Regions from separate parts of the Homo sapiens genome. Here region 1 is linked to region 2. Evidence: chromatin loops called from intact Hi-C (ENCODE). Cell type or tissue: CD4-positive, alpha-beta T cell. All regions are shown on one strand. Each heading gives the region's core, and the rest is flanking DNA. Links, peaks and the distances in the headings are about the cores only.

What was found. A loop is a pair of places that touch in the nucleus more often than their neighbours do. Peaks named below come from ENCODE experiments on the same cell type or tissue, not always from the same donor. Only the 100,000 strongest peaks of a DNase experiment are listed, where the experiment ranks them.
Region 1: it touches region 2 in a loop (4-fold over the local background); 5 of 110 quality-filtered maps call a loop at or near these places.

Annotation. Positions count from the first base shown.
Region 1 is chrX:78,309,618-78,325,615 of GRCh38, reverse strand. The region is part of intron 1 of CYSLTR1 (cysteinyl leukotriene receptor 1); the gene reads left to right. Among named protein-coding and RNA genes, the nearest start is that of CYSLTR1, 10 kb to the left of the region's middle. RefSeq lists an enhancer at 2,552-2,641. In CD4-positive, alpha-beta T cell, for the core only: no CTCF peak of the experiment used is centred there; a DNase peak (open chromatin) is centred at 3,615; H3K4me3 peaks cover 432 bases; H3K27ac peaks cover 2,199 bases.
Region 2 is chrX:77,904,400-77,920,964 of GRCh38, reverse strand. COX7B (cytochrome c oxidase subunit 7B) reads right to left here. Exons shown (of 3, transcript NM_001866.3): 3 at 13,589-15,781. The coding sequence ends at 15,704. ATP7A (ATPase copper transporting alpha) reads right to left here and starts at 10,272. Exons shown (of 23, transcript NM_000052.7): 1 at 10,130-10,272. In CD4-positive, alpha-beta T cell, for the core only: a CTCF peak has its summit at 10,463 (motif pointing left); a DNase peak (open chromatin) is centred at 10,384; H3K4me3 peaks cover 2,420 bases; H3K27ac peaks cover 1,700 bases.

The sequences.
Region 1 (15,998 bases), core at 521-8,520, 410 kb before region 2:
GAGAAACGGGGTAACTGGGATAACTGGGAGTTCACCCTTGTTTTGACATGTAAACAACTGGGTGTTCTCTGGCAAGTTAACAGCCATTAGTATTTCTTGGTTCCTTTGTGTATCTAATGCAGTAATGAGCTGATAGGAATATTTTCTAAATCTCTTAAAATGATAAATATAAAATCTGAAAGCGACTTGAAAATACAAACCACCATCAGAAGGATTTTGTTTAAATTCCATTCATTCCAGGTGGATAAACATATAACAAAACTGACTGCATGGGGAGACAGTAGGGCTAGCTACTTTCTACTCCCTAGACTATATTGCTAGGTCAGGGACATCACTCTAAGTCTCAGCAACCTCATCCTACTCTTAGGACCTGTCAGTAGCATCAAACACTCTGGATTATAGTTGTCACTAGCCCTACAATACTTATGCACACCTCAATGTGAACTCTAAAAGGAATAAAATATTTAAGAGTAGTATTTAAAAAGTATTTCTGTGAAAGCACTATCCACCTTTTGTTGTTACTACTTTAACCAAGCCCATTGATTCTTAGGATTATATGCTAAGGATTAAAATAGTTTTTTGCAGCAAGTTTTGAATGCAACACAATATCCCACTACTCTTTCATAAAACCACTTGTTCAATCACAGATTTGGTTATAATACAAATCACGTTTTTAAAATATATAAGTATGTCTAGTTGTGTGTGTGTGTGTGTGTGTGTCTAAAATAGAAAGACCTAAAGTCACTTTTATCTCTCACTCCAGTGTTATTTGCGTTTCAGGCCACATGAACATCTATGTGGTATGATTTAAGGGTCAGTGAGAAAAGCTTTCCCAGTTCAATCAGATATGAACAAACTGTTGAAAGATATATTTATATTAGTCAACCCTACAAAAGATAGATTAGTCAGTATGCCAATTTGTTGCTTTGCAGTGCAGAAATAAAACTGTTGGCTGGGTGTGGTGGCTCATGCCTGTAATCCCAGCACTTTGGGAGGCCGAGGTGGGCAGATCACAAGGTCAAGAGATTGAGACCATCCTGGCCAATATGGTGAAACCCCATCTCTACTAAAAATACAAAAATTAGCTGGGTGTCATGAGGCATGCCTGTAGTCCCAGCTACTCGAGAGGCTGAGGCAGGAGAATCGCTTGAACCCGGGTGGTGGAGGTCGCAGTGAGCCGAGATCGCGCCACTGCACTCAAGCCGGGCGACAAAGCGAGACTCCGTCTCAAAAAACAAACAAACAAACAAACAAAAAACTGCTAAGAAGTCTGATAGACTCATAGCAAGAAGTACATATCCTCATCCCTACAGAAAAGGCAATAAAGAAAGCCATTCCTTTATCTAATTTGATTAGATAAATCCAGACATCTTAGGTCCATTAATTCATGTTACAATCAAGGTGCTAAAACACCCTCAGATGGCAATTACTTTTGCCTTTAATTAAGATTTCTTTATGGATTAGTAGAAAAGGCCACTGTATAAATTCTTCTATCCTGCTGCTTCATTCTGTCTCATCCCACTCCATCTCATCATGACCTCTCCTTTCTCTGTGCCCCACAGTCCTTCTTCTAGATTGGGGTGGTGGGTTCATATGGAAGAAAAGAGAAAAAAATACTTTAAATTTGGGGGATAAGTTAGGAAGAGGTCCTTATAGAAATAGAGGAAAAGAGAGAGAAGAGTAAACATAAGCCCTTGGACATTTAACACATAGTTGATTTTCCTTTTGATGAATAAAATGTCATTATCTTGCTTAGAGTGCTTTCAGAATCAATACAACCCAGACATTTGAGCTCCTACATATGTGGAACTGATAGAAAAGAAACAGGAGTTCAGATCTAGACTTGAGGTCCTTGAGCTAAAGAAAAAATAGGAGACATTTGGGCATTCTTTTATTTTTCATCAATCCCTTTTCCCTAAAAGGGAAAGAAAAATCCAGTTTTGAATAGCATTTCAAGATGTCTAAAGTATATGACTTCTTAAGATTTCTCATAAATTTCAGATTAACAGTGTTTGTTTCTACAAAGGGTTGTCTTTGTGTTGTCATGGATTCACCAAGCTAAGTAGAATTGAGCTAATAATAACAACACTCAAACATCTCAGATGTGTCTTACATACTTATTCCAAAGTTCCTAGGAAATACTCAGGCCTCAGAAGGTAATAAGGCTTCTTTTCATTCCAAATTGGTTACCATTTGTGTTTGATCTGAATTTGAATTCTTACTTAAGACAAAGGGCCTTAAATAAAAAGCAATCTCCTAGAGAACAACTCTTTTGCAAGAGCCAGACATCTAAATGCCAAGATGATAGAAGCAGGCCTCAGAGTTAGCTGTAAGCAATGACCTCAGAACATCAGAGGATTCCAAGCTGCTGGTAATTAGGTAGAGAGTTATAGAGGTATTCCTGGAAAAAGGCCCTCTACTTAGTGCTTTACAAAAAGTTCAAAAGTATGTGTGTAGGTTGCAACACATTTCTATCACCCAAACTAGGGGTGAAAGTATCCTCCACTATACACTGTCACCCACACTCATGCACTCCTCAAGATCTCTATTGCCTTTTGTTAACTTTCATTTCCCTTAAGTTCTGGTCTTATGCATCCTTTTAATCTGATTACACAGGATAAAGCATTTTTGGCACAGTACAATGGAAGGGGACACACTGTCATTAGTTCTGAATGCCACAGTCCAAGGTCCTTTTTGGTTTGACAGTGTCATGTGCTTAGATTCCAACTGTCTGACAACAGAATGGCCTGAATTGATGGGTTTGACGTTCTCCTCTTAAGGAGAATAAGAGACTACAGAAGAAACACCTGAGAGCTGTCAGCAACGAAGTATCAGTTCCCCCATAGTTTTTAATACCAATGAGAATACATATCCTTGGAAATGTATTCCCAAAAAGCATATCCCTGTGAGCAGCACATCCCTGGAAATATGAAGTAAGAAAGCTACTTATTGTAATGATAGGGCTAAAGTGATCACAGACGGAAGGATCATTCTGCCCTCCTCCCCCAAATCTTTTACTACGATGGAAGAAAGTCACTGGGATCATTAGCATAGCCTGATGGTTTGTAGATTAAATCTCCATAGAGGATGAGTAGCTTTACTGTAGTCAATCAATAAACAATCACTCAATAAACATCAAATACACATTTTCCTATGTGCAAAGAGAGATATGATTGTGGGGTGGTGTGGTCAAAGTAGGTGAGCCTTATATGAATAAGAAAGAGAATAATAAAAATTTACATTTTAAAGAGCTTTGTAATTTACAAAACATTCATATTTGTTGACTCTCCTATTCATTCAGATATTGATTCAACAAACATTAATGAGTGTCTACTGTATCAAAAGATTAATACAGCATTGTCCCTAACCTCCCTGAGCTCAGAATTACAGGATGGCACAACCAACTTTTTTTCATTTGACAATAATAGGCTACATGGAGAGGAGGAAAGAGGGCACTGGGGAGTTGGTCAAATAAAAACAGGGCTCCACTGAGCTGCACCCTCTTTAAATATGTTTTCTGCATCCTGCCACTGCTCAGCAGCAGAAGAGGAAGTATCGGTTTTAGGAGCCCTGAGTCCCAGCCTCCCCACTTCCTCTTCTGCTTTGGCCCTGCCTTCATCACCCCACTCCTGTTGGCACTCCTCCAACACATACAGACTCTCCAGTGCATGCTAGCATTTACTAGAAAGGTAAAGGAAATCTTGGCAGGCGTATAACTTAATAGAATCATGAAAGTACATCCAGATACTGATTTAATCTTTTTGTCTCTGCTATTGGTTCAATCCAAAAACACCCATCAGTCTCATTCGGACCCTATAATCAAACACATCCTTGAGTCTTTGCATTTCCATTAGTCTCTGAAATATGGCACTTTTGAACTCTCCTCCAGCCCCACCAGACCACTTATGCCTTTTTTTTTTTTTTTGAGACAGGGTTTCACTCTTGTTGCCCAAGCTGGAGTGCAATGGTAAAATCTCGGCTCACCACAGCCTCCGCCTCCCGGGTTCAAGCAGTTCTCCTGCCTCAGCCTCCTGAGTAGCTGGGATTACAGGCATGTGCCACCACGCCCAGCTAATTTTGTATTTTTAGGAGAGATGGTGTTTCTCCATGTTGGTCACGCTGGTCTCAAACTCCCGACCTCAGGTGATTCACTCACCTTGGTCTCCCAAAGCGCTGGGATTACAGGCATGAGCCACCGCTATGCCGTCTTTGTTTTAAGATCTTTGCCTCCCTTTCTGCCCAAATGTGTAGATTCAATCTGCTCCACCCCCTTTCCTTTCTTCTCTGGTGATTTGTAAAATGCCCATCCATGAGTCATGGTCCCCTGCACTCTGTGAATTTTCAGGCTTCTTTTAAATAGATTCTACCCTACTAGATATATCCACATTTTACTATCACTTTACACCATTATTTAGATTCTTGCATAACAGCACCTGCACTTACACACACACACACACACACACACACACACACACACACGTGCTCCTTCCTCTGATCCTAGACATCCACCCTGGGAAATTAGATGCTCTATTACTCAAAAGCTCTTAAGACCACAAAGTTACTCTTCAAAGTTGCCCAATTAGGAGAGGAAAAGAGCAAAAAATGAAGAAAGCAACTCACTGCTACTAATGAGCTATGAGCTTACTGTCTAAATGGGTGTGACAGACATGTAAGCAAAAAGAGTAATTACAGCAATAACAGAAAAACAGAGAGCCAAATCATGAGTGAACTCCCATTCACAATTGCTTCAAAGAGAATAAAATACCTAGGAATCCAACTTACAAGGGATGTGAAGGACCTCTTCAAGGAGAACTACAAACCGCTGCTCAATGAAATAAAAGAGGATACAAACAAATGGAAGAACATTCCATGCTCATGGGTAGGAAGAATCAAGATCGTGAAAATGGCCATACTGCCCAAGGTAATTTATAGATTCAATGCCATCCCCATGAAGCTACCAATGACTTTCTTCACAGAATTGGAAACAACTACTTTAAAGTTCATATGGAACCAAAAAAGAGCCCGCATTGCCAAGTCAATCCTAAGCCAAAAGGAGAAAGCTGGAGGCATCACGCTACCCAACTTCAAACTATACTACAAGGCTATAGTAACCAAAACAACATGGTACTGGTAGCAAAACAGAGATATAGACCAATGGAACAGAACAGAGCCCTCAGAAATAATGCCACATATCTACAACTATCTGATCTTTCACAAACCTGACAAAAAACAAGCAATGGGGAAAGGATTCCCTATTTAATAAATGGTGCTGGGAAAACTGGCTAGCCATATGCAGAAAGCTGAAACTGGATCCCTTCCTTACACCTTATACAAAAATTAATTCAAGATGGATTAAAGACTTAAATATTAGACCTAAAACCATAAAAACCCTAGAAGAAAACATAGGCAATACCATTCAGGACATAGGCATGGGCAAGTACTTCATGTCTAAAACACCAAAAGCAATGGCAACAAAAGCCGAAATTGACAAATGGGATCTAATTAAACTAAAGAGCTTCTGCACAGCAAAAGAAACTACCATCAGAGTGAATAGGCAACCTATAGAATGGGAGAAAATTTTTGCAATCTACTCATCTGACAAAGGGCCAATATCCAGAATCTACAATGAACTCAAACAAATGTACAAGAAAAAAACAACCCCATCAAAAAGTGGGCGAAGGATATGAACAGACACTTCTCAAAAGAAGACATTTATGCAGCCAACAGACACATGAAAAAATGCTCATCATCACTGGCCATCAGAGAAATGCAAATCAAAACCACAATGAGATACCATCTCACACCACTTAGAATGGCAATCATTAAAAAGTAAGGAAACAACAGATGCTGGAGAGGATGTGGAGAAATAGGAACACTTTTACACTGTTGGTGGGTTTGTAAAGCAGTCCAACCATTGTGGAAGTCTGTGGCGATTCCTCAGGGATCTAAAACTAGAAATACCATTTGACCTAGCCATCCCATTACTGGGTATATACCCAAAGGATTATAAATCATGCTGCTATAAAGACACATGCACACATATGTTTATTGTGGCACTATTCACAATAGCAAAGACTTGGAACCAACCCAAATGTCCAACAATGATAGACTGGATTAAGAAAATGTGGCACATATACACCATGGAATACTATGCAGCCATAAAAAATGATGAGTTCATGTCTTTTGTAGGGACAGGGATGAAGCCGGAAACCATCATTCTCAGCAAACTAACGCAAGGACAAAAAACCAAACACTGCATGTTCTCACTCATAGGTAGGAATTGAACGATGAGAACACATGGACACAGGAAGGGGAATATCACACACTGGGGCCTGTTGTGGGGTGGGGGGAGGGGGGAGGGATAGCATTAAGAGATATACCTAATGTTAAATGACGAGTTAATGGGTGCAGCACACCAACATGGCACATGTATACATATGTAACAAACCTGCACGTTGTGTACATGTACCCTAAAACTTAAAGTATAATAAAAAAAAGAAAACTAAACAACTTTAAAAAAAGAGTAATTACAGCACTGTAATAAATGAACCATGCACATGGGAGTATTCATAGAGAATGATAACTTCAACCTAAATCTTGAAGTATAAGTATAAATTTGCCAGGTTCACCTCTTGATTATTTAAGTGTGAAAGAGGATGCATAGATCACCTTCAAGTAGCTAAGGCATAATGAGATAAGGATGCTGAACTAAGTTGGTTAAAAAAAAAAAAAAGAAACAAAGGGTCAGGAGGCATTGCAAAATAAGAATCAACAGGACTCGAGGGATAAAATAAGGATAGGGTGGAGTCAAAGATGACTGCCAGGTTCTATGCCTGACTTACTGGAAGACTATTACTGTCATTGAAAAAATAGAAACATAAGGTGGGGAAGTTAATTTTGAAGAGAAGGTTGTTTTATCTGAAAATATGTTTGAAATTTTTTAAAGGACAAGAGATCCAAGTAGAGCAATCTAATAAGCAGCTGAAAATGATAGACTAAAGTTTAGGTAAGTCATTTGTGGCTGTGGTGGACAGAGATTTGTTATTTGCATGAAAGTTTTCTTTTTATTTTTAACTTCTTCTTAAGTTCAGGGGTACATGTGCAGGATGTGCAGGTTTGTTACATAGGTAAATGGGGTTTGTTGTACAGATTATTTTGTCACCAAGGTATTAAACCTAATATCCCTTAGTTATTTTTCCTGATCCTCTCCCTCTTCCCATCCTCCGCCCTCCAATAGGCCCCAGTGTGTGTTGTTCCCTTATATGTGTCCATGAGTGCTCATCATTTAGCTATCACTTATAAGTGAGAATATGCGGTGTTTGATTTTCTGTTCCTGCATTAGTTTGCTAAGAATAATGGGCTCCAGTTCCATCCATGTCCCTACAAAGGACATAATCTCATTCCTTTTTGTGTCTGCATAGTATTCCATGGTGTATATGTGACACATTTTCTTTATTCAGTCTACCATTGATGGGCATGTAGGTTGATTCCATGTCTTTGCTATTGTGAATAGTACTGCAATGAACATACACATGCATGTGTCCTTATAATAGAAGAATTTATATTCCTTCAGGTATATACCCAGTAATGGGGTTACTGTGTCGAATGGTATTTCTGTCTCTAGGCCTTTTAAATTTAATTTTAATAGTATTGGGGGAACAGGTGGTTTCTGGTTACATGCATAAGTTCTTTGGTGATGATTTCTGACATTTCAGTGCTCCCATCACCCAGGCAGTGTACACTGTACGCAATGTGTAGTCTTTTAGCCCTCACTCCCTTCCCACCCTTCCCCGAGTCCCCAAAGTCCATTATATCATTCTTACATCTTTGCATCCTCATAGCTTAGCTCCCACATATAAGGGAGAATATATAAATGTTTGGTTTTCCATTCCTGATCTACTTCACTTAGAATAATGGTCTCCAACTCTGTCCAGATTGCTGCAAATGCCATAATTTCATTTATTTTTATGGCTGAGTAGTATTCTATGGTGTAGATATACAACATTTTTTATACAGTCATTGGTTGATGGGCATTTAGGCTGGTTCCATATTTTTGCAAGTGTGAATAGTGCTACTATAAACATGCATGTGCATGTGTCTTTTTCATATAATGACTTCTTTTCCTTTGGGTAGAAACCCAATAGTAGTATTGCTGGATCAAATGATAATTCCACTTTTAGTTCTTTAAGTAATTTCCATACTGTTTTCCATAGTAGTTGTACTAGTTTACATTTCCACCAGCAGTGTAAAAGTATTCCCTTTTCACCACACCCATGCCAACATCTATTATTTTTTAATTTTTTAATTAAGTCTTGTAGGAGTAAGGCAGTATCTCATTGTGGTTTTAATTTGCATTTCCCAGATAATTAGTGATGTTGAGTATTTTGTCATATGTTTGTTGGTCATTTGTATATCTTCTTTTGAGAATTGTCTATACATGTCCCTTTTCCACTTTGTGATGGGATTATTTGTTTTTTTCTTGCTGATTTATTTGAGTTGTTGTAGACTTTGGATATTAGTTGTTTGTCAGATGCATAGTTTGCAAATATTTTCTCCCATTCTGTGGGTTGTCTGTTTACTGTACTAATTATTTCTTTTGCTGTGCAGAATTCTTTTAGTTTAAATTTGTCTCATCTATTTATTGTTGTTTTTGTTGTATTTGCTTTTGGGTTCTTGGTCATGAAGTCTGCCTTAGCCGACATCTAGAAGAATTTTTCCAATGTTATTTTTTAGAGTTTTTATGGTTTTGGGTCTTAGATTTAAGTATTTGATACATCTTGAGTTGATTTTTGTGTAAAGTGAAAGACAAGGATCCAGTTTCATTCTTCTACGTGTGGCTTGCCAATTATTTCAGCAACATTTTCTGAATAGGATGTCCTTTCCCAGTTTATGTTTTTGTTTGCTTTGTTGAAGATCAGTTGACTGTAAGTATTTGGCTTTATTTTGGGGTTCTCTATTCTGTTCCATTGGTTCTATTGTGCCATATAGTTCACAAGAGAAGTGGGGGATAGCTGGTAGTGAAAGGCCTCACCCACCTCCCACACAGTTGGCAAGGCCAGCCTCGCTCCTATAGTGCTCCACTAATGGTGCCAAGTTTAGATCCAGGCAGCTTGCTTTTGCAGAACTCAGAACTTTTCCCAGGCCATAAGCTTCCCCGCTGAGCAAGCAAACTTGGCTTTCAGGTCTCACCCCTTCCTATCTGCCCACAGTGTCAGCTGTGGCTCCTGCATTCATATCTGCAGCAGTTCCCATTTGCTCCCTGGCTTTTGCTCAAGAAAGTTAGTGCCCAGTTGAAATTGTTGCAAAATCCAGTTGGAAACTTCTTACACCCTGTGACCCCTCCCTAATTCCACTGGGTGCGTTCCCCAAAGGCCCCTGTGACATACAGTCAGGGATGGCTTCACTGGGCTCAAGCTGGATAATGGGAGCGCCTATAAGGCTCTTCCCACTGCTACTTTTACCTTGATGGTCTTGGATAAGATGTGGGAAAATTCTACAGATTGCCAGGCAGAGATTCTTGTTCTCTTCCCTTACTTTCTTACAAACAAATGTAGTCTCTCTGTCTCTCCATCGTGAACCACCTAAAGCTGAGGGTGGAGTGACACAAGCATCCCTGTGGCTACCACCACTATGACTGTGCTGGGTCAGCACAGCACTGGGTATCACCCCAGGCCTGCTGTAACCACTCCCTGGCTACTGTCTATGTTTACTCAAGGCCCTGGGGATCTATAATCAGCAGGTGGTAAACCCAGCCAGGCTTGTGTCCCTCTCTTAATAGTAGTAAGTTTCCCCATTCTTTGGGTGGGTCCTGTGGTGCCGTTCAGGAGTCAGGGACTAGAATCAAAATGCTTAGATGTCTACCTGGTGTGCTATTGCACTGCACCTGAGTTGGCACTCAAATTACAAAATGCAGTCCTTCCCACTCTTCCCTCCCCATTCCAAAGCAGAGAAGCCTCATCTCATGGCCACCATAACTATAGACCCATGGAGACTACTGCCAGACTACCACCAATGTTCCCTTAAGGGCCAAGTTCCCTTCAGTCAGCTTGTAGTCAATGCTGCCCAGCCTGGGACTCACCCTACAGAACAGTAGGCTCCCTTCCAGCCCAAGAAACATACAGAAATGCCATATGAGAGCCATATACTTGATTTGAGGACCCTGCGAGGTCATTTGGTGGTCTACCTCCCTGTGGCCAAGCTGGCATATAAGGTGTAAGACCAAATTCCCCTCACTTTTTTCTCTCCCTTCCGAAGCAGAAGGAATCTTGCCTCAGCCACCAGAGCTTGGAATATGCTGTTTCACCTGAAGCCAGCAGCTCTGTGTCACCAAAGACCATCAGCAATGTACCTGGATATCATTTCTGTTTATTCAAGGCCCAAGGGCTCTTCAGTTGGCCGGTGATGAGTGTTGCCAGGACTAGGTCCTTCCCTTCAAGGCAGCAGGTTCCCTTCAGAGTATGTCTAGAAATGTCATTCAGGAGCTAGGGCCTGGAAAGGGGGCCTCATAGCTCTAACAGGTGCCCTATCCTGCTATGGATGAGGTGGTATCCAAGATGCAAGATAAAGTCCTCCCCACTTTTCTCTTTTGTCTCTTCAAGCAGAAGGAAGGCATCTATTTTGGACTTGCAAGCTGTGCAGCCTGGGATAAGAAGAAGGATGATATAAGCGCTCTCTTGGCCTGGTTGGTGTCTCTGTAGGTCACATGCTTCTCTAGTCCACTGTATCTGGGCACAGTTTAGCACTAGGACGTTCCTAGGAGTTGCAGTCCTTGCAGCCTAGGCTGCCTTTCAAGATTATTTAGAGCCCCAGGGCACTTTACCCCTGGTGGCAAGGCATGCAGGAACTCAAGTTCTGACTGTTGGAGTGAGTAATTCTCCCCTGACTAAGGCTGGTTTAAATGCTCTCTCTGTGGGCAGGTGTCAGTTGAGTTTCATCCAGTTCTTCTTTCTGCTCTAATAGGACAGCACTGAGTTCAATGCCTCACAATTTCTGCACTCTCCCTCTCTGGCACACAGAAACACTCTTCCCACCACACTGTCACTGCTAGGGAATAGGAGATTAGTGGCATTGGTAATTCAAAGCTGTTTTTTCTACCTTTTTAGTGCCTCTTTCTGCAATATGAAATTAAAACCAGGTACTATGAGTACTCACCTAATTTTTGGTTCTTGTGAAGGTGATTTTTTTGTAGCTAGTTGTTAAAGTGACATACCTGCAGGGAAGACAATTGGTGGAGCCTTCCATTCTGCCTTCTTGCTCCATCCTCTGATACAATTACTATTTTTGAAAAGTACAAAGAAGAGCTAGAGACAAATTAAGTGAAAACAGAAATTTGAATTCTGTGGGTGAATCATCAACTCTCTAGTCAAGTGTTCTCCAAGGTTCTAACATCCTGAGAATACACTGTACTTCCTTCCTCCTAATTCTTCCACATCTGACCTTTCTAACCCTTTATTTACTGTGCCTTCTGAAACACCCTTTCCATTATGAGTAAATTCTCCTATGTCCTAAACCTCTTCAAATAATTCTCTCACCGTGTCCTTGCCTTAAGCTAACCTTGGTCTTTCTCATCAAAAGTGTGCTGCTTATTTTTCTACATCCCATATACTGTGAGCCAGAATCTATTAGCTGTCTCTTGGCTCGCTGATGCTACTCTAAATCATTACTTTTCTACCATAATGCAAAAAGACATTCATCTATGTCACCCTCTAATCTTTCTTATTCACATCGTCTGTCAACCTCTTAGACAGTTCTCCTCTCTACCCCCTAAATTATATGATCACTTTGGTAACGTCATCTTCCATGTGAACAACCAACCCAACAAACTGACTTCAATTTTTCTTACCACCTTATCTGAAACAATGTCCATTCACATTCCATCTTGGTTACTCATTCCATGCCCACGTCCAGGGCCTTATTTGTCACCACAGAACTGAAATTTGGAACTCCAATGTACAACACTCTGACTAAAGCCCATAGACTTTCAGACACCCCCTTTTACCACTACACCAGTTCATACATCTCAGTGAGTCTTCAAGTCTTTTGTGCTCTCCCTTTTCTGCCAATCTATTAAATTTCTTCATAATTTTACTTTTAGCTATTATTTTGGTTGCATTCTATTGTTGCTAATTTTATTTTTTCTGGTTTCAACTTTTATTTAGATTAAGGGGTACATTGTGCAGTTTGTTATATGAGTATACTGCATAATGCTGAGGTTTGGGGTACAAATGATCTCAACACCCAGGTAGGGAACATAGTACCCAATAGGTATTTTTTCAGCCCATGCCCACTTCCCTTTCTCCCCCATCAGGTAGTCTCCAGTGTCCATTGTTCCAATATTTATGTCTATATGTATTCAATATTTAGCTCCCACTTGTAAGCAAGGAAATGTGGTGTTTGGTTTTCTGTTCCTATGTTAATTTGCTTAGAATAATTGCCTCCAGCTCCGTCCATCTTGCTGCAAAGGACATGATTTTGTTTTTTTATATAGCTGCATAGTACTTCATGGTATATATGTACCACATTTTCTTTAACCAGTCTATCATTGATGGCCATTTATGTTGATTCCACATCTTTGCCATTGTGAATAGCAGTTTGATGAATATGTGCATGGATGTATTTTTGATAGACTTAATTATTTTCCCTTGGCTATATAGCCACTAGTGGGGTTGCTGAGTCAAATAGAGTTCCATTTAAAGTTTTTCAACAAATCTCCAAACTGCTTTCCATAGTGACTGAACTAGTTTGCATTCCCACTAACAGTGTATAAGCACTCTCTTTTCTCCACAGCCTCACCAGCATCTGTTATTTTCTAGCTTTTTACTAATTGCCATTTTGACTGTTATGAGATGGTATTTTACTGTGGTTTTAATTTGCATTTCTCTGGTGATTAGTGATGTTGAGTATTTTTTATGTTTGTTGGTTGCTTGTACATCTTCTTTTAAGAAGGGTCTGTTCCTGTTCTTTCCCCATTTTTAAATTGGATTATTTTGTGCTTGTTGATTTATGTTCCTTATAGATTCCGGATATTAGACCTCTGTCAGGTGTACAGCTTGCAAATATTTTCTCCCATTCTGTAAGCTGTATATTTACTTTGTTGGTAATTTCTTTTGCTTTGCAGAAATTCTTTAGTTAAATTAGGTTCTACTTGTTTATTTTTGTTTTTGTTGGAATTGATTTTAGGGACTTAGCCATAAATTATTTGCCAAAATCAATCTTGAGAAGGGTGTTTCCTAGGTTTTCTTCTAGTATTTTAAGGTTCGAGGTTTTCCATTTAAAACTTTAATTCATCTTCAGTTAATTTTTGTATATAGTGAGAGGTATAGGGTCCATTCTTTTGCATATGGCTAGCCAGTTATCCCAGCACCATTTGTTGAATAGGGAGTCCTTTCCCCATTGCTTATTTTTGTCAATTTTGTCAAAGATCAGATGGTTGTAGGTGTGCAGGTTATTTCTGGGTTCTATATTGTGTTCCATTGGTGTATGTGTCTGTTTTTGTACCAGTATCATGCTATTTTGGTTACTGTAGTCTTATAGTATGGTTTGACGTTGAGTAATGTGATGACTCAAGCTTTGTTCCTTTTGCTTACAATTGCTTTGGTAAATTAGGCTTTCTTTGGTTTCATATGAATTTTTAGAATTCATTTTTCTAACTGTGAAAAATAACATTGGTATTTTGATAGGGATAACATTAAATCCATAAATGGCTTTGGGCAGTATGGCCATTTTAACAATATTGATTCTTCCACTCTATGAGCATCGAATATTTTTCCATTTATTTGTATCATCTCTGATTTCTTTTAGCAGTGTTTTGTTATTCTCTTTGTAGAGCTCTTTAATCTTCTTGATTAGATAAATTTCTAGCTATTTCAATTTTTGTGGCTATTGTAAATGGAATTGTGTTCTTGATTTGGTTCTTAGCTAAAATGTTTTTGGTGTACACAAATGTGACTGATTTTTGTACATTGATTTTATATTCTGAAACTTTACTGAATTTTTTGTTAGTTCTGGGAGTTTCTTTGCAGTGTCTTTAAGGTTTTCTATGTATATAATCAGCAGCAGCAGAGAGATAGTTTGACTTCTTCTTTTCCTATTTGAATGCCTTTTATTGCTTTGCCTTGCCTAATTGCTTTGTCTAGGACTTCTTTGGAAGCATTCTTAACTTCCTTACTCCATTGTCCTTTCATAACATTTGCTCTGTGGCCCCCGGTTTTAGATCAATTGAAACATTTGTGTATTTTCTCTCCTACACCCAGGGTGCTTGCTGAGCACTACTGGAATAAATCACACAATCATGCAGACTGGGGCTGTTAAAAATTCACATTCTCAAACCTCAATTGGGCCATCAGTCCCTTCTTGGTCATATTTCTCTCCCATTCTACAGAGCCAATTATTCCAACCTCCACCAATCTTTCAATGAGCTGAACCCTACTGCAGCCCATTTCTTTTTCTCAGCAGATAATATTGTCTCTTATTTTATCAAGAAAATTAAACCTCTCAGGGATGGGCAACCTCTATATTTACAGCTCTACTTCCTCTTTCCCTTATATATCAGTATTCTTTTCTCACTCTGCATGCTGTAGTAGCTTTCAATTCCCTAGAAGATAAACTCAAATTATCTAGAATGGTATATAACACCCTTTAGGATATACTTTCTGCATTTCTTTTCTACCTAATTTCTCACTTTTAAGCCCCATAGTCCAATCACACACACACACACGCCCACACACCCACACACGCCCAAACACACATACACGCACATGCATACTACTTTCATCTTATATTTTAGCCATATCAAAATGTTAGATGTTCCTTAAATATGCCAGGCTACTTCACACCTCCATTCCTTGCTCATTCTACTTTCTCCTCCTACCTAGGATACTCTTCCCCATATGCCCCACCCTTCTCTCTTTCATAAAGCCTTTTCTACAAATACATGCACCCATTTACTACTTTTATGCTCTGTGTCCTTTATCAACTTCTATCACAGCAGCTGTAATAATGCAGTGCATTTATTTGTTAACATACTTGTGTCTTCTTCTAGTAGACTGTAAGCCCTTAGTGGGCAAGGTCTGTGTCTTGTTTTCCAAATATCTAGCACCGAATTGATACATATTAAGTGGCTAATCCATCTCCTTTAATATAACTAGTATTTCAAAGCAATACAGAGCATCTAGAAAGTTTTTAGGGAAGAGGTGATATAAGAGATTGTCTTAACGATGGTTAGAATTACATATAATAGTGATGACGACAAAGGGCATTTTATAAATGGCAATACAGCATTTTGCCATCCCTAAAATGCCCTGAGCAAAGAAAAAGAGACAAAAGGAGAGATGGAGCTATTCATAGCATAATTTGCATGATACACATATGGTAAACAACAGGAAAGTAACTCTATGCAGTTAGGAGGGAATATTATTGTAGTCTTGAATAGTTCTTTGAGGTTAATTAATAGGCCACTGGAGACCTCTGAGAGGGAAAGGATATGATTTGAACTGTGCTTTAAGAATAATTCATCATAAGTGATAAGGACAGATTGAACAGAAGATAAACAAGAAAATTAAAAAGAAATTTGTAAATTTTAAATTCAGCAAACAGTATTCCCACATTGTAAACAAAGAGCAAAAATAATGGATCAATCCTTGCCTTTTGTGCAGTCCTTTGTACAACAGTATATTTAACTGTCATGATTTGTAGCAGTATATGAATTTGTCTTGTGCCAGTGTCTATTGAAAGGCTTTGTGGAATCTGAAACTTAATTATATGGTTTGTCTTTACTCTGCCACTAATTCTGTCTGTTACTTTCAGCAGTCATTTTAACTTTCCGGGTCATGAGGGGAGTGTATTAGATGTTCTCCAAGTGCTCTTCCATCTCTAACATTCTATAAAACTAAGTCATTCAATCCCAAACAGAGATTTTTATAGCCTCTTCTGGTAGCTTCCTTTCACTGAGTAACTCTGCTTGATAATTGTTTTCAGTAACCTGACACATACCCCTTTTT
Region 2 (16,565 bases), core at 7,239-15,238:
ATTCCATTTATTAAAAGTACCTAGAAATGCTTAGGTACTGTTGGTGGGAATGTAAATTAGTTCAGCCGTGGTGGAAAGCAGTACAGAGATTTCTCAAAGAACTTAGAACTCAATTCGACCCAGTAATCCCATTACTGAGTATATATCCAAAAGAAAATAAATTGTCCTACCAAAAAGAGACATGCACTTCTATGTTTAATGCAGCACTATTCACAATAATAAAGACATAGAATCAACCTAGGTGCCCATCAATGGTGGATTGGATAAAGAAAATGTGGTACATATACACCATGGAATACTATGCAGCCATTAAAAAAAGACCAAAATCATGTCCTTTGCAGCAACATGGAATCAGCTGGAGGCCATTATCCTAAGCAAACTAACGCAGACCAGAAAACCAAATACCACACGTTCTCACTTATAAGTGGTAGCTAAACAATGGGTACTCAGCCGGGCGCGGTGGCTCACGCCTGTAATCCCAGCACTTTGGGAGGCCGAGGTGGGCGGATCACGAGGTCAGGAGATCAAGACCATCCTGGCTAACATGTTGAAACCCAGTCTCTACTAAAAATACAAAAAAAATTAGCCAGGCGTGGTGGCGGGCACCTGTAGTCCCAGCTACTCGGGAGGCTGAGACAGGAGAATGGCATGAACCCGAGAGGCAGAGCTTGCAGTGAGCCGAGATCACACCACTGCACTCCAGCCTGGGCGACAGAGCGAGATTCCGTCTCAAAAAAAAAAAAAATGGGTACTCATAGACATAAAGATGGCAACAATAGATACTGCGGACTACTGGGTGGGGAGGGAGTGGGGCAAGGGTTGAAAAACTATTGTGCACTCTGCTCTGTACCTGATTGCCAGGATCAATTGTACCCCAACCTCAGCATCATGCAATATAGCCAGGTAACAAACCTGCAAATGTACCCTCTGAATCAAAAATAAATGTTGAAATTATTTTTCAAAAAGTACCTAGAATAGGTAAATTCATAGAGACAGAAAGTAGAATGAGGTTACCAGGGGGTGAGAGAAGGCAGAATGAGAAGCTATTATTTAATGGGTACAGAGTTTCAGTTTGGGATGATGAAAAAAATCTGGAAATGCATAACAGTGATGATTGTACAACACTGAGAATGCACTCAATGCCACTGACTTGTACCTTTAAAAATGGTTAAAATGGGGCCGGACACAGTGGCTCACGCCTGTAATCCCAGCACTTTGGGAGGCCAAGGCGGGTGGATCATTTGAGGTCAGGAGCTTGACACCAGCCTGGCCAACATGGTGAAACCCCGTCTCCACTAAAAATACAAAAATTAGCCAGGGGTGGCGTGTGCCTGTAATCTTAGCTACTCAGGGGGCTGAGGCAGGAGAATTGCTTGAGCCTGGGAGGCGGAGGCTGCAGTGAGCAGAGATCACACCATTGCACTGCATCCTGGGTGACAGAGTGAGACTTCGTCTCAAAAAAAAAGGTTAAAATAGTCAATATTATATTATGCATATTTTACCACAATTTTTTTTAACAGGCTGCTGCCCAAAAGGGAAGTGATTAGGAACTGAATGGAGATAGAGAGGGCAGGACCAACTTAAGAAATTTTAAGAACTAGACAACAAATTTGGTGACTGAATGTGGAGGTGAGGAAAAAGTAGCTCTTAGGTGTCTGGGTAGATAGGAGTGGCATTATAAGTTTCCTCTTATAGGTAAGGAAACAAAGTCCCCAGAGCACAAAGTAATTTGTCCAAAGTCACAGTTTGTTAATAGCAGAAAGAACTGAGATGCCAGACATCTGATTGGAATTCAGTATTCTTTCCACAACATAATATATCTGAAAAGAATATTATATTTGTGTAGTATTCTTTAATTTATGAAGTTTTTGCATACATTATTCCACTTGATACTGATAAAAACCTATGAATTAGACGAGGCAGTTATTATCATTTTCTTGATGAGTATACTTAAATAGAATAAGAAAATTTATGCAACACCTTGAAATCCTTAGACAAAGATGTAATTTTTATCTGTTGGATTAAAGGGGAGCCTTCAAGTGGGAGGCAAAGAGAGTCAAATGATAAACGTGTTGGGACTATCACGGCTGCTGGATGTAGTAGGTATTGAAGGGAATACAGGACTAGAAATAGAAGTGGTTTGGGTAGTTTCCAGGGCTGCCACATTGTGTAATTCCATGTCATAATTTTTACAGACTGTGGCTGCTGCCCACTAGATTTGTACAATGCAACAGCCATGGATGAAATAAGGTAGGAGTCTCAAACCTGCAAATCGGGATCTACTGGTAGATCTAGACACCTCACCTCCTATAAAGCTCCATGCTGGCTCCCCATAATGTCTTCTCTCTGCTACATGTCTCAGCTAAGATTCCCATTGGGAAAGGAAGAACAGCACAGCCAGCAACTACTTCTCAGGAACTATACTGTCAGTATCTGCCCTGATCTCATGACTCTGAGATTAAAAGAAGCTCCTCCTTATAACAAGGTTGGACATCACCATAATAAAAGATTGGGAGGAGACAAAGGTAGTCTGGTATGATCATTTCTACTTTTCTGGTGGAAAAAATTTCTTAAAAGCACCTGAATAAGCAGCTATGCATGATGGCTCATGCCTGTGTACTCCTAGCACTTTGGGGAGGCTGAGGCAGGAGAATCACTTGAACCCAGGAGTTCAAGACCAGCCTGGGCAACAAAGTAAGATCCCGTCTCTACAAAAAAAAAATTTTAAAAATTAGCCAGGCATGGTGGCACATGCCTGTGGTCCTATCTACTTGGAATGCTGAAGTAGGAGGATTGCTTGAGCCCAGGAGGTTGAGGCTGCAGTGAGCTGTGATCGTGCCACTGCACTCCAGCCTAGGCAATAAAGCCAGACCCTGTCTCAAAAAAAAAAAAAAAAAAGTGCCTGAACAATACTGTCAAATGTTCTTAGAGCATTATTATACTTACATTAAATCCAAAGGTAACAAGAAAAAATACAGGTCATAACAGGTATTCATTTGACAATCCATTCATGCTTTAAGCCATGTTAAGAGAGTACTAACACAGGTTACAAACAATACTTACTACATAAGCTTCTGACCAAGTTGAGTTTAGGTAAAATAGAAAACTGGGACACAAGTGGTCTAGCCAGATGCTTCAAATATAGAAGACAATCTAAAACTGACCAGATGCTTCAAATGTAGAACATAACCTAAGCCAACCATTGGTAGCTCTCAGATGCCCACGTCAAGTAGCTGCAGTTTAGTTTCTCTTTCTCATATTTAGACAAGGAAAACACACTACCATTAAACGCAACTAGAAACAAAAGACAGGCAAATGTATTGTTTTGCTTGAAGACATTTCTGATGACATTCTACCAACTATCACAGAATGTATTTATTTCTCTTTCCTTTACTAACCTCCTTTTATTTCTCCCAACCTTTCCTTGGACTTCCTACTGGCACTTCATGTGTACATTGCTTAACTGATACAAGGGTTACTGACCCCAACCACTCTGTAAATATCAGTTTGTTGCCTATAGAGTTGTGTCACTGAGAAAACTTACTATAAAATTCTAAACTTAAACAAATTAGAGTAGAGATGAGATCAAACCAAGGCAGTATGACCCCAAAGCCCCAAACCCTCTCCAGAACAGTGTATCCAAAGGACTTTTAGACAGACTTAAATAGTTCTTCAAAGCATTCAAAAGATGGTCTGCATCTATCACTTGCAGTGCTCCTCCCCAACATAAAATCTCTACTACAATCAAGCAAGTCCCTTCACTGATTGCCATATAGTCCATGCTCTTATCATTTATTTCTATGACTTTGTTTAGAACTGGTCCCCTCACCTAGAATGTTTTCTTGCACATATTTAAGTTCTATTACTTCACTAGTCTGTAAACTCCACAGAAACAGGACCATATCTGCTCTGTTCACTATCATACCACCAGTGAACATGGTGGCTACTCAATAAATCACTGTTGAGTAAGTAAATGAACTGAAGTCCCACCTCCTTCATGAAAAATCATGTCAAATACTCCTAGCCACTTTCTTTTTAAATTCCGAATACCCTGGAATCAGTTTCATAGTTTAGTAGTACCTAATTTCTCTCTGCTTGGTATTAAACTTCTTTCTCTTGCTAGACATTGGAACATATGCCTTATGCTTCTTTGTATAGCTCACAGGAAACACTGAATATGCAATAAGCACACAATAAAAATGTACTAATCAAAGTGCTGACATGCTTTGTAAAAATTCAATTTACACACAACTTTGTAAGAATGCAGCTATTTGCAGAGTAGGTTAGACATACATAAGGCCTTTTCCCTTGCTTACACTGTATCACAACTTATTCAGTACAAGTATGGTTCAGCATTTGACAATTAGGGAATGTGGAAAATCTCGATGGCCTAGAGTCTGTGGCTCACTAATTACAGAAGCAGATTGTTATGAGTTTTCTTGATAGGGAAATAGGATGAGCACATCACAGTGATTTGATTTGCCAGCTGTAATAATGAGCTTTAAGATGCCATGTTAGCATATGTAGGTGTACTATAGGCTACTGGGGGACCCTCTCAATCTGAGTTTTCCATTTTCTTTCTCTTTTTTTTTCTTTTTTTTTTTTTTTTTGAGACAGGGTCTCACTCTGTCACCCAGGCTGGACTGCAGTGGCATGATCTCAGCTCATTGCAGCCTCAACCTCCCAGGCTCAAGCAATTCCCCCACTTTAGCCTCCCCAGTAGCTGGGACTATAGGCGCATGCCACCACACCTGGCTATTTTTTGTAATTTTTGTAGAGATGGGGTTTCACCTTGTTGCCCAGGCTGGTCTGGAACTCCTGAATTCAAGCAATCTACCCACCTCAGCCTCCCAAAGTGCTGAGATTACAGGCGTGAGCCACCGCACCGGCCAATTTTCTATGGTGTAAGTTAGAAATTAAGTATTGTGCCGGGCGTGGTGGCAGGGCCGGGAGCGGTAGCTCAAACCTGTAATCCCAGCACTTTGGGAGGCTGAAGCGGACAGATCACCTGAGGCCAGGAGTTTGAGACCAGGCTGGCCAACATGGCGAAACCCCATCTCTACTAAAAATAAATAAATTAGCCGGGTGTGGTGGCACACGCCTGTAACCCCATCTACTCGGGGGGCTGAGGCATGAGAATCGCTTGAACCCTGGAGGCAGAGGTTGCAGTGAGCCGAGATCGTGCCATTGCAACTCCAGCCTGGGCTACGGAGCAAGACCCTGTCTCCAAAAAAAATTTTTTTAAAGAATTTAAATATTGCTTGCAAGTATTGATTGATTAGTATATTGATCCTGTAGTCTACTAAATTTATAGTACAGCAAAACTGTAATTTATAATTTTATTATATAGGATGTTAAAATTACTTTTACAGTAAATAATATATTAAAATATTAAAGGTAACTACATTTTATTGTATGTTTACTATCTGCCAGACACCGTACATGTATTAGATCATTAACAATCCTGTGAGACAGGTACTGTTATTGTCCCCATTTTAGAAATTTGAAGGAACTGAGGCACAGAGGAGTATGAAATCTGCGCAGGGTCATACAAGTAGTAAGCAGAGGGGCTGGGATCCCACCTAGACAGTCTAGCACCTGGACTGAGCCAGACAAGACAGGCTTTTTTTTTTTTTCCGGACAAGACAGGGTCTCACTCTGTCACTCTCTCATCCAGGGTGGAGTGCAGTGGTGTGATCTCAGCTCACTGCAGCCTCAACCTTCCAGGCTCAAGCGATCCTTCCACCTCAGCCTCCTGAGTAGCTGGGACTACAGGCACGTGCCAACACACTCAGCTAATTTTTGTATTTTTTGTAGAGACAGGGTTTCCCTATGTTGCCCAGGCTGGTCTCGAACGCCTGGGCTCAAGCAATCCGCCTGCCACGGCCTCCCAAAGTGCTGGGATTACAGGCGTGAGCAACTGTGCCCCACCTAGCCTCCACTCTTAATCCTATATTATACTGTCTCTCCAAAACAATATATCGCAATACAATGGTGAAGTTAAGATACCTTGAAGCATCAAGAGAATAATATCTAATACTCCAGAAAATGTTCAAAGATATTACTGTCAAGATGAAAAAACAAACATAGACCATTTCACTCCAGCCTAGGTGACAGAGCCAGACTCCATCTCAAAAATAAATAAACAAAAATAAACATTAGGTGTTTTAGTATATCTAAATATACATTTAGTATATCTTTTCTTTCTAGGAGAATCTGAGAATACAATTAAGACACCATTTTTAACACTAGGTGTTTTAAGGCCTGGCACAGTGGCTCATGCCTGTAATCCCAGCACTTTGGGAGGCTGAGGAGGGTGGATCACTTGAGGTCAGTCAGGAGTTCGATACCAGCCTGACCAACATGGCAAAACCCCTTCTCTACCAAAAATACAAAAACTAACCAAGTGTGGTGGCGCGCACCTGTAATCCCCGCTACTTGGGAGACTGAAGCAAGAGAATCACTAGAACCCAGGAGGCGGAGGTTGCAGTGAGCCGAGATAGCACCACTGCACAGCACGATGCTGTCTCTACAAAAAGTTTAAAAATTAGCTGGGAGTGGTGGCACACACCTATAGTCCCAGCTACTCAGGAGGCTGAGGTAGGAGGATCGCTTGAGCCTGGGAGATCGAGACTGCAGTGAGTTATGATGGCGCCACTGCACTCCAGCCTGGGTGACAGAGCAAGACCCCATCTCTTAAAAATAATATTATTTAAAAAATAATAATTAATTAATAAATAAGTAGCTAGGCATGGTGGCATGCGCCTGTGGTTCCAGCTACTTGAGAGGCCAGAGGATCATTTGAGCCCAGGAGATTAAGGCTGCAGTGAGCTATGATTGTGCCATGGCACCCTAGCCTGGGCCACAGAGCGAGGCCCTGCCTCTAGAAATAAATACATAGATAAATAATAACAATAACATCTTTTAAAATAAAAATAAAATAAAATAAGGTTAATGGCCAGTCTAAAACAATATCCCTACAATGTGAAATAACCCATTTATTTCAACTGGTAAATTGTTAAAAATGCACTCCTGATTATAGGTCTGAAAAACTGGACTTCTACACTAGAGATTAATAGTAAAAATAAGTAAAACTCTTTTTTCATCCTTGAGACATAGCTGTATAATTTTAAATGTGAACAGAAAATATGGTACAAAGTACACATAACTGACTCAAAATGGGGTATTTTACCCTCATTTCCTTCAAGGAAAGAGGTATCTGTGAAAACTGATGTAGTCTACCAATATCTCATACATTTGGGCACAAAAAGATTAGGAAATCACTTCAATTTGCAAACAGTGCTGGAAAAAGTAAGAACATTTTATAAAATCAGAAACACAGGACCCTTTTACTTTAATGAAACACATTCTAAAGGAATTTTGATATTTTTCCTGCCAAACTATCTCAGCAAGTTAAGTAAGCAAGTAATATCACATTAAATCAACCTGAAGACTGAGATTTAAGAGGGAAAAACATGATTGCTGGGATGGTAGAGTGAACTAAAATACTCTGCCTAACCATTGCCTATCACTCATCTGTCCCCCAGCCTCCCCCTTGCCCCGGCCCCATGTTGAGCTATATCCTAAGAAATATCGTTGTCTAAAAACAAAACGCTAAAACCTGAACTGCCCTTTAACAAAGATGAATAGAAGGAATTTTGAGACAAAACTCCCAAATACTATTCTCATCTATGCTAGTGCTTCTATGAGTTCAGACAAAAATCTCTCCTTGCAATTTACTTTCCCAACTGGCAAATGAAGATTATTTTCACTCATCAGGATGTCCAAAGTCTTGATTAATAAAGTTTGCCAAGAGCTTTTAAATATATAGATAAAAGGAGTTATAACAAGGAATTTATTTTTTTAAAATGTATTTCCTTTAGCGCCCTCACAGAAGTGAAGGTTGTGGTGTGTTAGCTGGGGTTATTTTTGCACTCTTTTCTCTCTCTCTCTTGTTTTGTAAGCAAATTTTACTGCTTCTGCAAGCATTTTTCAAAGAAAATCAACCTTCTGCTTTAGAGAACAGAGATGTTAACCTATCCTTTGGAGGGATTAGTGTTTAACCTTATCTTGAGGGCAGGCATCAAGATCTTTCTAAGGCTGTGATCGGAATAGAATAGTTCCTATCAAGTTAAGAAGATCAATAGAGAGAAATCAATTTAGAGGAAAAAAGGAAAAGCAGAGATTCCTTGGGGAAAACCTGGAACAGTTGCTCACTTCAGAAAATGTTATTCATTCCCAACAATTTTAAAAATGATTCCAAATTATATTTAAGGCACAACACTCAATCAGAATTAAAGTATAGCGAGTTTTACATTTTTTCTCTTTTAGATTTGAGTTTACATCAGAATTAAGCCTCATACATTAACATTGCTTTTGTCATTTCCATGTATTTTTTTCTCTATATAAGCTTTCTTATTGGCTGGAGGGCAGTTGGATATGTTTGTGAGCTGACTAGTTTTGTATTCTATATTTTTTCTAATTTTAATCAGTGACATCTTGGAAGATGTGGCTGTTAGAAATAGGAATATTGACTTACAGTGTGTTACTGGATGTCGGGCAACTTTCCAGACCCCCATGGCTTTGCTCACATTATTTCTTCTATCTATCAGTCCAGATAGATGTCTTCCTCTTCCTCCATTCCTGCAAAGCTAAATCCTATCTATTTTTCAAAGCCCAGTTCACATGCTCCCTTCCCTGCACTCTCATAACACCTCCTGTTTCTAATATATAACGTTAGTGAGATTTTTTAAATGTTTAGGTAATCGTGTATCTTTCTTTCCTACTACATTGAGATCCTCAAGTACAAAAAAAACTCTCTCATGTCATGACCTTAGACACCAGAAAATGTTAAATATAATAAAATGCCAGTTCAAAAATAACCATTGAAAAGGATGTGATAAGCAACCTAGTAATTCAGTCAGTGGGGCTGCTAGAAACCGTTGTCTTCATAGCTGAATTCAACTGACTCAATTCGGACTCAATTGTATGTAAACTGTTTATTTTTCTTTCTTCTTTTTTGGAGACAGTTTCGCTCTTGTAGCCCAGGCTGGAGTGCAGTGGCACGATCTCGGCTCACTGCAACATCCGCCTCCCAGGTTCAAGCGATCCTCTTGCCTCAGTCTCCCGACTAGCTGGGATTACAGGCGCCCGCCACCACGCCCAGCTAATTTTTGTATTTTTAGTAAAGACAGGGTTTCGCCATGATGGCCAGGCTGGTCTCGATCTCCTGACCTCAGGTGATCCACCCTCCTCGGCCTCCCAAAGTGTTGGTATTACAGGTGTGTCAGACACTGCGCCCAGCCTACTGTAAGTAAACTCTTTTGAGGCCAGGAACTCTGTCTTATTTCTTGTGCATCACCCCCTCCCCACCACCCCCCCGCACCCGGCAAAAAAAAAAAAAAATTAATAACCTCAGTATCATCTAATTCAATGTTCTGCACATATTCTCAATACAAAGCCATACTATTGTAGATAAAGAGTCTGTGATTAAAATAAAGATCAGATCCTGGACAAACGCTGAATTGTGAAACGATAAGTGTTTGTGCTTAAGATAATCTCAACGTCTACAACGAAGAAAAGTGTCAAAGATAAGATGCCACAGGGTCGGACAATGGACAGTAACTTTACTGGAAAGGGGGCACAATGAACAAAACTAAGTGGAAACAAGAGTTCTCTCAGTTTACCTTACGCTCCCAGAGCAAGACAAGAAGCCAAATATCTATTTTTCAATTATTATTTCATCAATTATGGTCATTTTAGTAACCTTAGCTTCCAAAGTATAAAGAGGTGTCACTAAGCAAAGACCCCAGTCCATGTGACTTTCAATGCCAAACACAAACTTTCTTGTACCCTCAATTAATTGGGTAACGTAGGCCATGGATGATCAGGACATTCTCTCCAAGAGGGTACAAGAAAGTGACACAGGTCAGGATTTAATTTCCCCTCCTCTATCCCCTGTTAGGGGAGGTAAAACATAAATGTAGTTAATACCTGAATTGTGAATAAGTGAAACTTTCGAGACTGCCCCAGACTAACATGACCTTCTCACCACACTCGTAGTACAAACTGACAGCACAGAAGACCCCCTCCAGGAGAAAGGACGACGGGAAGCCAATGTAGGACTTACCTGGTTTCTCTATCCTATGGTTAAACCTCTGGAGCTACGCAGACCGTGGCAGCGATAAATCCACGTACGCAGGCTCCAACAAAGCTCACACAATCGGAGAAGTCACAGTAGCTGCGGCTGCGGCGGCGGCAGCAACAACTCCTCCCTCTGCTTCTCTTTTCCCACCCCCCGCCGCGGCGGCCAGCCGCCTTTACCCCTCCCTCCCTCGACTACCCCCACTTCCGGGTGATGCCCCTGCCGGAAGCAGGGCCGCCACGGGAAAGAGAGCGACTGGTCACGTGAAAAGGAACGCGTGGTCTAGAGCCAGCTTCTCCTGCCCCCTGCTGCCCCCGGGCCGACACGCAGCCTCGAGTGGGTCTTTGTTAGGGTACGAGTCCACTATCCCACCCCGCCCCCACGACAAAAGCGAAACCAGAAAACCCATACTAAAACAGTGCCTTTGTCATCTTTAGTTTCCTAACCTCAGGCCAAGATGTAACATAAAAGATCCTTATAAGTCATCTTCCACATAGTTCATCTTTGCCTAGCATGAAATTCACGTGCATCTGTTAGACTGTGTTAACTGCCAAGATGTAACATAAAAGCTCCTTATAAGTCATCTTCCACATAGTTCATCTTCGCCCAGCATGAAATTCACGTGCATCAGTTAGACTGTGTTAACTGCCAAGATGTAACATAAAAGCTCCTTATAAGTCATCTTCCACATAGTTCATCTTCGCCCAGCATGAAATTCACGTGCATCTGTTAGACTGTGTTAACTTGCTTCCCGTAGACTGTGTAGCCTAATTCCAGATGTAAGTGCCAGAACTATGAATTTATCCTCTTCCCTCCATTGAAAAATTACATCAAGAGGAAAATGTTTATAAATTCATAATTTTTATATGTGTGTTGAGGGGGTAGGGACGTCACTTCACCACCTTCATAGCGCCATTCCAAGCTCTGAACCACTCCCCCATTTATTCATTCACTCGTCCATCATTTTACACACCTAGAAGATTCCGGTGATGCAAAAGTGTTACAGTCTCTGTTACCATGAGTTCATTTAGAAATGAGATGCATAAAATGTAAACAATGCAATAAATGGTACAGAAAACATTTGAAAAAAGGGTCATTTTATTCTTGCTTTCCAACTTAACATTTTGAAAAGCAGCAAAATTCTAGGATTTTTAAAACTATGAACATTAACAGTAAAAAGAGGGAGAGGCTCCATCTCACTTATTTCAAAGCAAGATGTGGCCTTTTCATATTTCCTTTCATGAAGTATCTGTCATAAGATGTAGAACAAAACTAATCACAGGACTATTTGTATTTTCATCTGGAACCATTTGAACCCAGTTCCCACAGAAGAGTATGAAGCCTAATAATGTTGCAGAAATCAAAATAGTACACAAAATACAAATATCAAGTAAATATTTGTAAAAGACTTAGAACAGCGTCCGGCACAAAGTAAGCATATTTAAGTGTTGAAATAATTTCCATCCTAGCTGTTGTCAAGTCCCTATTAAGCCTTGACAGGCAACATTTAAAATTACCCATAGATCTACATTTTAGGTCTGTGATTAAGTATTTCAGAATTATTATCCCCCTCCACACTCATCCACATAAATATAAAATTAGCCTCAGGACTCATCTTCCCAGGCATTATTTTGTAGTTGTCAATGTGTGCAGCCTTAATTATTAAGATACAAACTCAGCCCCAAATTTAAAATCTTAAAAATCACATCATATGAAATGAAGATAGCTTTTAAGTGGGTTTCCAAATATTAGCAAGTTGGTTTGTAACTATATTAACATTGTGTTAAGCATCCAAAAGAAATTCACTAAAAGGCAAAACCAAAAATATATCTTTTTCAGAAGCAGAACATTGAATCTACTAGCTATCTAGTATTTTTATGTAAATACTAAAGTTTATCACTATGAGCTGCAAGATCCTCTGCCAACCATGTACATTCTTAGGCACTCTAATATTTAACATAAAAACCTAGAGAGCTATATATATATTTTGTTGTTGTTTGGTTTTGAGAGTCTTGCTGTCACCCAGGCTGGAGTGCAGAAGTGTGATCATAGGTCCTTGTAACCTTAAACTCCGGGGCTAAAGCGATCCTTGCACCTCAGCCTCCCAAGTAGTTGGAACTATGGGCACACACCACCACACCTGGCTAGTTTTTATTTTTTTGTGTGTGGAGATGGGAGTCTCCCTTTGTTGCCCAGGCTGGTCTCGAACTCTTGGCCTCAAATGATCCTCCCACCTCAGCTGCCCAAAGTGCTGGGATTACAGATATGAGCCACCAGGCCCAGCCTAAAACTCTTGTCTTTAAATGCATCATCCCTAATCCTCCTTACCAATGCACAAGCATAGAAGGGAATGTCTTCAAGAAATAATCAGGTTTGCTGGGGGTTGAGCAGACAGCAGGTGTCCCTAAAATGCTTATGAAGTGTATTAATAACCCCAGTGACATTAAGCCAGGAGGATGGGAACTCAACATCTGTACCTCTACAACTACCACAGTACCCGTGTCTAGGTAAGTTAAAATGAATCTAAAATAACAGAACACAGGTGCTACAATAATTCTGTCCTAGAGTGAAATTAAGAATGAGATTTATGAGGTTGGGCACCGTGGCTCACGACTGTAATCCCAGCACTTTGGGAGGCCGAGGCAGGTGGATCGCCTGAGGTCAGGAGTTCGAGACCAGCCTGGCCAACATGACAAAACCCTGTCTCTACTAAAAATATAAAAATTAACCAGGTGTGATGGTGGGCGCCTGTAATTCCAGCTACTTGGGAGGCCGAGGCAGAATCCCTTGAACCCAGGAGGCGGAGGTTGCAGTGAGCCAAAATCACACCACTGAACTCCAGCCTGGATGACAGAGCAAAACTCGGTCTCAAAAAAAAAAAAAGAATGGGATTTATGACATTAACCCTAATGTTAAAATATTTCACAGCCATCCAAATAGAGTTTAAAGGATTGGCAATGATTTTAAGGTAAGTAACTTACCTAAATTCTTCAGACTTACAGATACTTGAGGACAGAGGACTAATTTGACGACTTTCCAACTCTAGGTATGACTGAAACTCAAAGCGATGTTACGGGTAAGTTGAGAAAATTTGTGTGAAAGGATATTTTCATGGCTCTGAGAGCACTAGGAAAGCTCCAAGGTCAGTATATACTGTGATGGCACACACACACAAAAAACTGCTTCATTTCTAGTAGTGGTCATAAGTTTTAGAATTACTCATCAGGATAAGATTAACTACAAAATTAAGTTCAAAAAGTGTGTTCAAAGTTACTACCACCACCAGGTTTTATCACACAAAGCAACATATAATTTTGATCACAAATGGACACAGAAAACATTCTAAATTGTCATACAGATGACAACTATCACTTAGCTTAGTACAAACCATACTGAAACTGCTTCCACGTCGTGAGAAATAAGTGTTAATTCAGTGACAAAAAGGTATATAATTGAAGGTTGACACTTCCTTAAATACATGTTTATTTTACTTCAATATCGCTCAGGGTTGTATGTATTTGAATACTTCAGTACTATTTTGAACATTCTAAATATGAAATACCATAAAGCGTTCAAATTTATCAAACAGTGGTACAATATGGTTACTAAACTTGCAACTTAATTTACAATGACGTTCAATTTTTCCTCTTCAAATAAAATCACTGACTTTGGTCCATTTGATGAGAAACTAGGACATATGCCATGACAGCATACTTCTAGCACTCTATGTAATAAGCAAAAGATAATTTAGCTAATATAGACAGGTTACCTGACTGAAATTCTACTTTCTGCTTAATTGATCACGATCAAGAAAACTACAAAAAAAAAACAAAAAACAAAACAAAACAACTACCACAGACTACAGCTCTCAGCCAAGAAAGTAATGATATATAAGCCGGGCGCGGTGTCTCATGCCTGTAAGCCTAGCACTTTGGGAGGCTGAGGTGGGTGGATCGCCTGAGGTCAGGAGTTCAAGACCAGGTTGGCCAACATGGTGAAACCCCATCTCTACTAAAAATACAAAAATTAGCCAGGCATGGTGGCAGGCGCCTGTAATTCCAGTTACTAGGGAGGCTGAGACAGGAGAATCACTTGAATCCGGGAGGCAAAGGTTGCAGTGTGTCAAGATCACACCACTGCACTCCAGCCTGGGCAACAGAGTGAGACTTCATCTCAAAAAAGAAAAACAAAGAAATATGTGGTACAGATATTGCTCTTCTTCAGGTAACATACATAAAATCCAATGTTATATACTAAAATAATAATCCACAAATCCAAACATTGTTATAATTATACAACAGGTGACTGATAGTAGATAACTAGGAACAGACTGCATTTGACAAGATTTTCTTTAATAACATCATAAACATCCCTAATATGATGAAAGACCAAGAGCTATAATCAAGATGAATATGCCAAAACAGCCAAGGAGCTAGTAGCTAGTCTTCAGACAGGCTACGAGTTTGTTTTATAGGACCACTCCGCCCTTGGGTCTGGTGACACTTTAAGTTTTCTAGGCAGGAGTGAAAAGGAGTTAATAATGCCAATTCCAGGTATAAATACAAATGAGAGGCACATAGTAGTAGGCATAACCAAAATCCAGGCCAAATTTTTGGCTCAAAGGTGATCTGCAATAGTTCCATGATCAGTTATTTATAATTTCAGCTTACTATAAAGTTGACTTCCAGGTCAAAGGCAAATTTTCCTTTCACATTACCTCATAAAAGCCATTTAAGGGCTGGGTGCCGTGGCTCACGCCTGTAATCCTACCACTTTGGGAGGCCAAGGCAGGCGGATCACCTGAGGTCGTGAGTTTGAAACCAGCCTGACCAATATGGTGAAACCCTGTCTCTACTAAAAATACAAAAATTGCCGGGCACGGTGGCTCACACCTGTAATCCCAGCACTTTGGGAGACCAAGGTGGGTGGATCACGAGATCAGGAGCTCGAGACCAGCCTGACCAACATGGTGAAACCCCGTCTCTACTAAAAATACAAAAATTAGCCGGGCCTGGTGGCGTGCACCTGTAATCCCAGCTACTTGGAAGGCTGAGACAGGAGAATCGCTTGAACCCGGGAGGCGGAGGTTGCAGGAGCCGAGATCACGCCATTGCATTCCAGCCTGGGCAACAGAGTGAGACTCCGTCTCAAAAAAAAAAAAAATTAGCTGGGCGTCATGGCATGTGCCTGTAGTTCTGGCTACTCGGGAGGCTGAGACAGGAGAATCACTTGAACTCAGGAGGCAGAGGTCGCAGTGAGCTGAGATGGTGCCACTGCACTCCAGCCTGGGGGACAAAGTGAGACTTCGTCCCAAAAAAAAAAAAAAAAAAAAAAAAAAACCTATTTAAGAAGCTGCACAGCATTTGACTTTAATATTAACATAAAGGCTAAAGTGATCAAGCTTAGTTTCATTTACAAAGAAACAAAACCTACAATGAAGGTTTCAAATGTACTTTATTTCTTCAATAATGCCATATCTTAATGGGTACACAGTGCTTTAATTTGGCATCAATTATGAGCTGTTTTTTAAACAATTCATTATTACACCAGCTGGGATGATTACTGATTCCTCCATTCCTTTGGGGTAACTCTGCCAACAGGGGACAGGTTCCATTCTATTCCGACTTGTGTTGCTACCTGTAAGAATTAAAATGCTGTCAGTTACGTGTTTAAACCAGAGTACACTCTCTCGGAGACTATTTCTTGAAAATGACAGATATTCTGTTCTATAGGTTAAAAATACACAGAAACTCACCTGGGATCTAATACCCTCCATATAGGCCAAACCTGATTGCTGTCCTAATTTTCTAGAGCAGTCCTGTTGTTCAATAGAACTTCTTGAGCTGAAGGAAATGTTCTAGATCTTCACTGTTAAAAACAGTAGTCACTAGCTACATGTGGCTACTAGCCACCTGGAATATGACTAGTATCACCAAGGAAATGAATTTTTAAATTTTATTTAATTCAAATTTATACTTCACATTTCTATACTACCCACTCAATACACTGATTCCCTCAACCACAACTACCTAAGTAACTGCCAGAGTATTTTATATTCTCTGTATCACTAAGGAACATTTCACCTCCAAAAGCTCCTCTGATCAAACATTTGTTCAACATCTGTTTATCCTTCTAATTAAGCACACTTTAATTTTTTTTTTGAGACTTTTTTTTTTTTTGAGACAGTCTCGCTTTATCGCCCAGGCTAGAGTACAGTGGCACGATCTCAACTCACTGCAACCTCCACCCCCTCCAACTTCAGGCGATTCTCCTGCCTCAGCCTCCCAAGTAGCTGGGACTACAGGTGCCCACCACCACGCCCGGCTAATTTTTGTATTTTTAGTAGAGATGGGGTTTCACCATGCTAGTACCAAACTCCTGACCTCAGGTGATCCACCCGCCAGGGCCTCCCAAAGTGCTA